Linked DNA regions of Homo sapiens: all the other regions are linked to region 1. Evidence: chromatin loops called from intact Hi-C (ENCODE). Cell type or tissue: OCI-LY7. All regions are shown on one strand. Region 1 overlaps RABGAP1L (RAB GTPase activating protein 1 like). Region 2 overlaps RABGAP1L (RAB GTPase activating protein 1 like). Region 3 has its middle 65 kb from the start of RABGAP1L-DT. Region 4 overlaps RABGAP1L (RAB GTPase activating protein 1 like).

Region 1 (2,500 bases):
AGGGGTTCAGTCTAGGTCCTGCTGCTCACAGCACAGAAAGCCAATGACTAAGATGATGATTATTGCCAAGGAAGAAGGCTTTAATTGGGGGCTGCAGCAGACGAGATGAGATGGGAGCTCAGTCTCAAATCCATCTCCCTGACAAACTGAAACTAGGGACTTATATAGCAGGGAAGAGATATAGCAATATGTAAGAAACAGGAACTAGAGAGGGGTAAGGAAGCAATTATGGTGAATGAGGGGCCCTCATCTCATTATCTGGATATGGTGATCTGGTGAGTTCCAGTTCTTCCATACTTTTTTTTGAGAGACCTGAAGGTCCTTTGTTGAGTAAGGAATCCGATAAAACAAATGTTAAGGTTCAAGCTTCAAGACCAAAAACGTCAATTTCTATGTTTATCCAAAAAACTATCTATTGAACTATTGGGTCAGTTTGAAACACATGTTAAAACCTCTAATTTGATTTCCTTATCTCATTTTGCCTGCCTTGTTTCTGAAAGTTTTATCTAATTCAGATGTCACAAACCTCTAAAAATTTCTTTCCTTGTTCAACAAACCCCCTATGTCACAAGTTTACCTGCATAACAAACCTGAACATATACCTTTGAACCTAAAATAAAAGTTTAAAATAAATGAATAAATAAATAAATAATAGCAAAACTATGTTTTTTTAAAAAAAATTCTTCTCAGAGTCACCTATGATAAAGACTTCTAGATTTTGTAGATATTTTACTACTTAATCTGTACAAACAAGTGTAAACCAAGAAAATATTTTAAAATTACTCATGACTAAACAGATGCATTCATGTTAAACTTATCTCTCATCCCTACCCATTCTTGAACTCTTTCTCATTCACTAGTCATTTATGAAAAAACTGTATAACAAATAACTATAATAAAATGGAAAATATATAATTAAGCTAGAGGAAAGGAAGGGTGGGAGTCATCCTTTTTTTTTGGTATATGTTAGTAAATTAATAGTAAAAATAAGGGAGGACTTAGCCATAAGGGTTTTAAAACAGCATGTCTCAATTTGTATACAAGGCTACTATGTTGGTCTGTGAAATACGTAAAAAAAAAAAAAAAAAAAAAAAAAAAGCGATTGATTTTCAGTGCTGCAATCCTGACCTCTAGTGGACATTCAGAACAAAACCCAAACATCACATTCTTTTATTTAGTTACTCCATCAAGCACCATTAGCCAACCTAAAATATTAAACTTTCAAAGAGATTAAAACATGAGAAGCAGAATAAAGTAAAAGAATTTTTGGCTAATATTCTAAATATTCTTGCTGTAGAACCTGTATTTAAGAGCAGCTAGTATTAACTTATTTCTTTTTGCGTGTTAATTATCTGTCACTTTCACTACTTTCTTTGAAACAATGCATTGCTTTATAGATCATAGCAGCAAGAAATTTATCAGAGAAGCCAAATGGATTTTCTTTTGATTACCTGTAATATATAACAAGCTATACGAAAACTGAGTGGCTTTAAAAGGACAATGATTTTTATAGTGAGACATATAGTGATGTTATGTAACCTCCTGATAGAATGCACTGAGAAGGGCACAGCATCACTTCTGTGGTATTTGTGCCCAAAATACATATTCTGAATTTAATCATAAGGAACCAGTAGACATATCGAGTTGAGGGACATTTTATAAAATAACTGGCCAATACTCTTCCAAAGCATCAAGGTCATGAAAAATAAACACTGAAAACGGTCCCATATGAAAGGAGACTAAGGAGACATGACAACCAAATTCAATATATAATCCAGAATTGCATCCTGGACCAGAAAAAGGGCATTAGTGGAGCATTTGATAAAAATAATAGTTTCTTGGTTTTGATCATTATACTATGGTTATGTAAGATGTTAATGTTTGGGTAAAACTGAGTGAAGGATATGTAGGACTTCTTGGTACTGTTTTTGCAAAGTTTTTCTAAATCCGAAATTATTTCCAAGTGAAAAAAAGTAATTAAAACCAATCATTTATTTTCTTACAATCTCATGAGTCAGAAATTTTGGAATTCAACTGTGTGGTTCATCTCTGATCCACTTGGCATCAGCTGGACCACCTGATTCACTTCCAGATGACTTCTTTACTCACATATCTACCACTTTGGTGATTCTTGGTCTTTCTTCTTTACTGATGAAATCTGGTTCTCCAGGCCTTCTTTTGATTGCTTGGTTCCTTAGAGAGCATGGGAGTATAAGTATAATTGCACTTCTTATATGGTAGCTGGCTTCGAAAAGTGAGTGCTCCAAGGGACTGAACATGAAAGCTGTCAATATCTGAAGGCCTGGGCACATAAACTAGCATGGCATCACTTCCACCATATTCTACTGGTAAAAGCAGTACCATAGTCTGCCCAGGTTGAAATGAGAGAACAGAGACCTTAACTCTCAATGGAGAAGCATCAAATAATTGTGACTCTTTAATCCATCACAGATATCTAACAAAAGTCTCACTGAGTTGGCACTCAAGATGGAATTAGTGG
Region 2 (2,500 bases), 480 kb before region 1:
TGTTTTATTCTCTTATGTGAATTAGTACGTTTATGAACTTTTACAGCAAAATAAAGAATTTTAGATGTTATAATAATTTCTCTTAGAGGATATCATTCCTCCCTTTCCTGAAAATGGGAATAGATTAGTGGGATGACCCATATTCTGCATAACATTTTAAAAGCTACCCTGTGAGCTTACTCACTTGTCCTTTTTGTGTTTTCTTTTAAGGCAGTAGAAGGATAACTCTCTTTTTCCATAGGAAAACAGGTATTACTTACTTATACAAAAGTACTTTCATTATTCTCTGTTAATGATTTCATGTGACAATTGATAGAAAGCTATTGGCATTTTCAGGTGAATAATTTGGGGAGTGGATAACTGGAAGCTTCTATCTGACTCTCAGCCTTTGAACTGAAACTTGTAATCAGGACAGAATTTTCAGCATCTTTTCATTGCTGGCTTCTGTTGGCACCCAGTGGGGAGAGGCGGCATCATGGTTTAAGTATTAAATGTGGATGTAGTACTATTACGTTTTTAGCATTGTATTTTAAGAAATACTTTTAAAATATGAGCAATGAAAACATATATTGTTGTCTGTAATGTGTTCTCATAAGTTGATTGATTCTAGATGTTTTGGAGCTCATTAAAAAAAATTCCAGTTTGAAGTAATTGTAGATGCACAGGAAATTGCAATAATAGTATAGAGATGCTCTATGTGTGCTTCCCCATTTCCCCCTATGGTAACATCTTACATAACCATAGTACAGTATCACAGCTAGGAAACTGGCATTGGTACAATTTGCAGACCTCTATTGCAGCTCTTTTTGAATCCTTTTATAAATCACAGTATACTTCTATAATATAAACATTTAATTTATTGGTTTAAGAAATTTGGATATGTAGCCTGGCTGCTAATTAGAAGAGATTGGGTATTTTAACCATATCCTATCCAGTTACCAGGTTATTGCCCCTTGGCTCCAAATCTGTCCTCTTAGCTGATCTGCATTAATGGAGCTTTAAACATTTCTTCTTTGCAGCAAGCACAATATTAAATTATGCCAGTAGAGGGTGTTGCAGGGACACTGCAGGAAGATGGGGTTTCTTTTGTTTCTGATGTGTTACATTTATTGTTTTCTTGCTCTTGCTTATTGTAAGATCCAGGGACATCCAGTGATGCTGTGCTTTTGCTGATGTTTGGTTCAACCCAGCTGTGCACTCACATGCAGTCCCTCCGTGAGCTCATAGCTTTGGTTCTGTCTCAGTGAGGCCCTCCTACAGCCTTCCTGACACAGACACTGTGTGCCCCAGGCCTCGTACCACCCTGCCAGTGAGCTGACTCTGGAAGCCCTGATTTCCTTTGCCCACCTGCCTGCCAGCCTTTGCTGGCTGCAGCCCAGAGGGTTTCCTGCGTGCCTGTGGTCTAGCTTTGCCTGGGCAGTCCAACAAACTTCTTTGCTATTCATTGGGCTGTAATCCTGCCTTCTCCAGTGAGGTCTGAATACCACCTTTGGTGAAAGGACCCAACTTCCACGTTAGTTCTTCTTGTGGTACTCTCCCTTAGCTTTAGGGTTAAATTCTCTTTGTAGTTACTCTACTATGACAGTTAATAATTCTTTATAGTAAATTTTCCCTGTTTAAATTACTGTGTTTTCTGTCCTAATCAAATGCTGACTTACAGTATCTAATTGAATTAATATCTAATGATATTAAGCAGTCCATAAAGTTTCTGATATTTTTCCAGGAAAAACAAAACAAAAAAGTGGTTATTTTAGATAATCTTTTTACTGTCACAGTAATGGCAAGGAAAAAACAACTATTATTTCTACCGTATGTTTATTTCCATTCCACGCACAGCCTTTTTCTTACTAAAGCAAGAAACCCTGCAAAGTAGATTATCTTTTATTTACTTTTTTTTTTTTAACGGGGAGTAGGGAGCTAAAGCATTTTATTTTGCCTTGCTATGAGATCTAGCTTATAATTGGCAACACAAGTATTTGAATCAAGACCATCTTGCTATTCTTCCTAAAGCCTTTTCATTTGACTCTTCTGTATGACTTTCTTTCTTTTTTGGGGGGCCGGGGGATGTTTACAGGGGTCAGTATTAAGTACCTATAAATAGGATATGATTATTTTATTTCTTTAGTAAATATTGTTTAGTTACTAATATTTTATCCGTATTTGTAATAGTAGCATAGTTGTTTTATTCCCTTTTCAAGATCTTTGGATCATTTGAAGGGAAGAGGGAGGAAGACTTAAAAATGTTATTTTTTTTTTAGTAGGACTTTAAGCAATTAATTAAAAGTTAAATATGTCTTATAGGTGAAATTTTGTATTTGTGCTTTAAATATTTGATTTTTAAAATTTTCAGCATATTTTAATAAATTTACTCATTCTTTTTATTTCCCTGGTATTTTTTAAATTTTGAAGTTTTATATATTTAGGTGAATTATTTCATTATTCCACTGTACTACAAGAAACTTAATTCTTTTATAATATGAAATGTCCCTGCTTTTAAGGC
Region 3 (2,500 bases), 650 kb before region 1:
CTAGTTTTACTAGTCTTAATCTTCACACAAATAGAATAATAAAATATGTAGTGTTTTCTGGCTTTTTTTCCTTAATATGATGTTGTTTTGAAGTCACCTATTGTATTATATATATATATCAATAGTTTATTATTTTATTACAGAGTAGTATTCCATAATACAAATGTACCACAGTATGTATATTCATTCTCCCATTGAACATTTGGATTGTTTCCAGTTTTTGGTTTTTGTGAATAAAGCTTCTATGAACATTCTTAGGCTAATCTTTTTGACAATTGTTTTTAACTCCAAGACCTGTATACTGAGAAAGATATTGTCCCTTAGCTTCAGATTCATATAACTAGTTGTCTACTTGAATGATTCCTAGCTTCCTCAAACTCAAAATATTCCAAACTTAGCCCTTCCCTTAAACCTGGTCCTCCTGCAAGATATCCCTTCTCAGTAACAGCACCATTATCCACCTCACAGCCCCTGCTAGAAACTTAGAAGTTGCTCTTAACTTCTCCTCTCCCTTACCTGCTGTTTCCAGTCACTCACCATATCCTGTTGATTTGATTTCCTATCTTTTTTTGCAAACATCTTATGAATCCACCCACTTATCTACTACAGTCTAATCCATTTCCTATATAGAAAAAATATGGTTGGGCATGATGGCTCATGCTTGTAATCCCAGCACTTTGGGAGGCCCAGGCAGCTGGCTCACTTGAGCCCAGGAGTTTGAGACCAGCCTAGGCAACATGGCGAAACTCTTGTCTCTACAAAAAACAAACAAACAAACAAACAAACAAACAAAAACTAGCTGGGCATGGTGGTGCAAGTCTGTGGTCCCAGATACTCAGGAGGCTGAGGTGGGAGGATTGCTTGAGCCTGGGGGGGGTTCGAGGCTGCAGTGAGCCGTGATGGTGCCACTGCACTCCAGCCTGGGTGACCAAAAGGAGACCCTGTCTCAAAAAAAAAAAAAAAAAAGTATTTTCTGAAGCTCAGATCTGATCATCTTTTTCCTGATCAACTCTTCCATAATATCTATCCCTTGCCTTACCTTTATGATAAAAACCAAAGCCCTTAGTATGGCTTACAGTCATGATCCAGCCCCTGACGACCTTGGTAGCCTGATCTCAAAGCTCCAGGCCCACTGAACACATTTCCATTTTTCAAATGCTCTCTCTTTTGAGGCTCCTCACTTTGTCTAGAATATTCTCTTCCCTGCTCTTGTTTGCCTGGCTAATTTCTAGCCTCGTTTTAACATTGCACTTCCTCTGGGTGGCCCTCGACCTCCACTATATGCTTCATAGCACACACTTGATCATAATTACTTTTTTTTTTTTTTTTTTTTGAGAGACAGAGTCTCATTCTGTCACCCAGGCTGGAGTGCAGTGGCACCATCTCGGCTCACTGCAACCTTCACCTCCCAGGTTCAAGTGATTTTCCTGCCTCAGCTTCCCGAGTAGCTGGGATTACAGGCACTTGCCACCACGCCTGGCTAATTTTTGTATTTTTAGTAGAGATGGGGTTTCACCATGTTGGACAGGCTGATCTCAAACTCCTGACCTCAGGTGATCCGCTTGCCTCAGCCTCCCGAAGTACTGGAATTACAGGAGTGAGCCACCGCACCCGACCCATAATTACTTATTGAATTGTCTTTATTTCCCTCGAGTGGAATAAACAGTCTTGTTCACTGTTGCATTTCCATTGCTTAGTACATAGTAAAAATACTTAATAAGTATCTGTTAATTGAATAAATAACACTTAATAGGCTTTAATGTCCATTGTGCATATTTTATAGCACAACTTACTCATTTGGAATTCCTTTTTTTTTTTTTTGAAATGGAGTCTCGTTCTGTCTCCCAGGTTGGAGTGCAATAGCGTGATCTCAGCTTACTGCATCCTCTGCCTCCCAGGTTCAAGTGATTCTCCTGCCTCAGCCTCCTAAGTAGCTGGGATTACAGGTGCCTGCCACCACGCCTGGCTAATTTTTGTATTTTTAGTACAGACAGGGTTTTGCCAAGTTGGCCAGGCTGGTCTCGAACTCCTGACCTCAGGTGATCTGCCTGCCTCAGCCTCCCAAAGTGCTGGGTTTACAGGCATGAGCACTGCACCTGGCCTTCATTTGGAATTCTTATTCTGATTTCTTAGTTGAAGATACTCAAGATTTATTTATTTATTTATTTAGAGATGGGGTCTCACTCCAGTTGCCTGGGTTGGAGTGCAGTGGCATAATCTTGGCTCACTGCATCCTCGACCTCTCTGCCCCAAGCGATCCTTCCACCTCAGCACCCTGAGTAGCTGGGATGACAGGTGTGGGCCACCACGCCCAGTTAGGTTTTTTTTTTTTGTACTTTTATTAGAGACGAGGTTTCACCATGTTGCCTAGACTGGTCTTGAACTCGTGAGCTCAAGTGATCCTCCCACCTTGGTCTTCCAAAGTGCTGGGATTACAGGCATGAGCCACCGCTCCCAGCCAAGATTTATTTCTTAAAATTTATTTTTCTTACAAAAATTT
Region 4 (2,500 bases), 490 kb before region 1:
TCCTAAATTTAACCCCACCTCCTCCCCCCAGTACTATATAATTGACTGAAGTACCTGATTATTTTGGTGTTCAAATTGCCCTAGAATCAACCAGTTGGAGCCCCTTCGAACCCTATCTTTATGACATGCCTGCATCATTTTTTTGAGCACTTCCTTTTTAGCATAACAAAGCATCTTTCAATTTAAAAAGTCTGTAGCAACACAGACAAAGAAGTACTAGGTATTGAGTTAATTTAACTTTGAATAAGCGTTATTTTAAAATCTTGGACTTTTATGATTAAGTGGTATATTATGCCTGAACTGTGCCTAAATGTAAAGGAATGCAATCCTTCCTTTTCTCAGTAAGTTCCATGTTTGATCAACTTGAATATAGAAACCTAGACAAATATAGGTGAAATAGTTGAATGCCTAATTATATATATGTTCTTTGCTAACTGGGTAGAACATTTGCACACACATTTAAATATATTACACAAAACAATAACTTAGAAATGTTACTTTTTGCCCACCCTTATATTCATACAACAATTTTATCAGACTCTCATAATCTTTAATATTGATATCTTCATCATCCTTAAAACTACTTTTTGAATAATTTTAAGGCATTTTTTCCAGAGCACATTATGTCAACTTCTGCCTGAGTTGAGAGAAAATGCCTTTTGAATCAGTATATGCTACTAACATTGGATATTTTACCAAAAACACGAGTACACATTTGTACACATTAGGACAATTGTTTTTAAAGTTACTTTGAATACATAAATGCTATATTGGTTTTATTTCTTTGTTAATTGACACAGAAGAGTTGTATTATTGTGTACATGTTTTGAGATATGTATACTTGTGGAATGGCTAAATTACATTGTTTTTATTTTAACAACTATTTTGCTGATGCTAATATCTAACACTTGCAACCTTGGACTCATATATCCAACAGTAATTACTGAATCCATGTTAAATTTCATTGCTTCCTTTTCCACTGATTCTGTCAGATAATCTCTGTAAACATCCAAATGTTAATTGACTAAGATTTCTTCAGGTGAATGACTCTTCCCTAAACAATACTTTGTTCAGCATAACAGACCAAATTACCTGTGATACAGAAGATTTAGTAAATTCTTGGATTTTTCTATATTGGTAAAAGAAACATTTGCATTTCATTGGATTAAATGTGGTATTTAATATGTTTAAATCAGACTGTAAACAGTGGAATTTAAGGTAGTCCAGCAGGTGGCAGCCTTACCAAGAAAATTCTTAACACCTCTGAATCTTTTTTGTTAGACTGGGTCTCACTCTGTCACCCAGCCTGGAGTGCAGTGGTGTGATCATGGCTTACTACATCTTTCATTGCCTAGGCTCAAGCGATCCTCCCATCTCAGCCTCCTGAGGAGCTGAGACTACAGGCACATGCCATCATTCTTAGCTAATTAAACATCTTTTTTTTGGAGAGATGGGGGTCTCCCTATGCTGCCCAGGCTGGTCTTGAACTCCTGAGTTCAAGTGATCTTGACTTGGCTTCCTAAAGTGCTTGGCTTCCCAAAGTGCTGGGATTATAGGCGTGAGCCACTGTGCCTGACCCAAATCTTTAATAACTGCTGCTGACAAAGTTAATTTGTAATATAAAAGCATTGGTGTGAAAGAAAATCCTTCAAATTACATAATTTTTATCTTCTGAACGAGAAAATAAAATTTATCATTAAAAAATTTTTAAAATCATTATTTAAATTATGTAAAATTATCAACATTCTGGGTTTTTTTTTGTTTGTTTTTGGTGACAGGACCTCGCTGTGTTGCCCAGACTGGAGTGCAGTGATGTGATCATAGCTCACTGCAGCCTTGAACTCCTGGGGTCAGGCTATCCTCCTGCCTCAGCCTCCCAAGTAGCTGGGACTACAGGTGTCCACCACTACTCTGGGCTAATTTTATGTTGTCTTATTTATCTTTCATAGAGACGGGGTCTCGCTTAGTTGTCTGGGCTGGTCCCAAACTCCTGGCTTCAAGTGATCTTCTTGCCTCAGCCTCCCAAAGTGCTGGGATTACAAGTGTGAGCCACCATGCCTGGCCAATATTCTGTTTTTTTTTTTGAAAAATATATTATGAAAGAAGCCATTTCTGTGTGCATCCAAGGGTTTAAGGGTTGTTTATATCTAGATATTTTGCAAATTATACTGCAGTTGTCTGTCTTGACCCTTTTGATAACAAGCACTATGTTGTTTATCCCAGAATCCCCAGCATCTACTATAGTGCTTGGAATACAGAGCTTTATACTTAGCTACTTACTCCTTACTTAGCACTTTCTCAGTGCCAGGCACTGTTCTAGGTGGTATTTCTGAGGTATAGGTACTATTATCTTCATTTTTCAGTTGAGGAAACTGAGGTACAAAAGTTACATAACTTGACCAAGGCTATAAAATTACTTTTTAACTAAGTACATCTAGTACTAGAACACATATTCTTACTCTCTACTGCTTCTTTTTAAATACTTGACTAAATCAATAAA

What was found. A loop is a pair of places that touch in the nucleus more often than their neighbours do. Peaks named below come from ENCODE experiments on the same cell type or tissue, not always from the same donor. Only the 100,000 strongest peaks of a DNase experiment are listed, where the experiment ranks them.
Region 2: a loop joins it to region 1, with 5 times the contacts of the local background. A loop is called at or near these places in 101 of 110 quality-filtered maps.
Region 3: a loop joins it to region 1, with 5 times the contacts of the local background. A loop is called at or near these places in 11 of 110 quality-filtered maps.
Region 4: a loop joins it to region 1, with 6 times the contacts of the local background. A loop is called at or near these places in 101 of 110 quality-filtered maps.

The regions. Positions count from the first base shown.
Region 1 is chr1:174,743,020-174,745,519 of GRCh38, forward strand. The region is part of intron 17 of RABGAP1L (RAB GTPase activating protein 1 like); the gene reads left to right. Among named protein-coding and RNA genes, the nearest start is that of RABGAP1L-AS1, 210 kb to the right of the region's middle. In OCI-LY7, CTCF peaks have their summits at 1,128 (motif pointing left) and 1,328; a DNase peak (open chromatin) is centred at 1,132; H3K27ac peaks cover 597 bases.
Region 2 is chr1:174,261,822-174,264,321 of GRCh38, forward strand. The region is part of intron 7 of RABGAP1L (RAB GTPase activating protein 1 like); the gene reads left to right. Among named protein-coding and RNA genes, the nearest start is that of RABGAP1L, 100 kb to the left of the region's middle. In OCI-LY7, CTCF peaks have their summits at 1,040 (motif pointing right) and 1,248; DNase peaks (open chromatin) are centred at 762 and 1,160; H3K4me3 peaks cover 957 bases; H3K27ac peaks cover 2,310 bases.
Region 3 is chr1:174,092,729-174,095,228 of GRCh38, forward strand. No RefSeq gene overlaps it. Among named protein-coding and RNA genes, the nearest start is that of RABGAP1L-DT, 65 kb to the right of the region's middle. In OCI-LY7, CTCF peaks have their summits at 1,242 and 1,509; a DNase peak (open chromatin) is centred at 1,253.
Region 4 is chr1:174,257,025-174,259,524 of GRCh38, forward strand. The region is part of intron 7 of RABGAP1L (RAB GTPase activating protein 1 like); the gene reads left to right. Among named protein-coding and RNA genes, the nearest start is that of RABGAP1L, 99 kb to the left of the region's middle. In OCI-LY7, a CTCF peak has its summit at 1,213 (motif pointing right); a DNase peak (open chromatin) is centred at 1,257.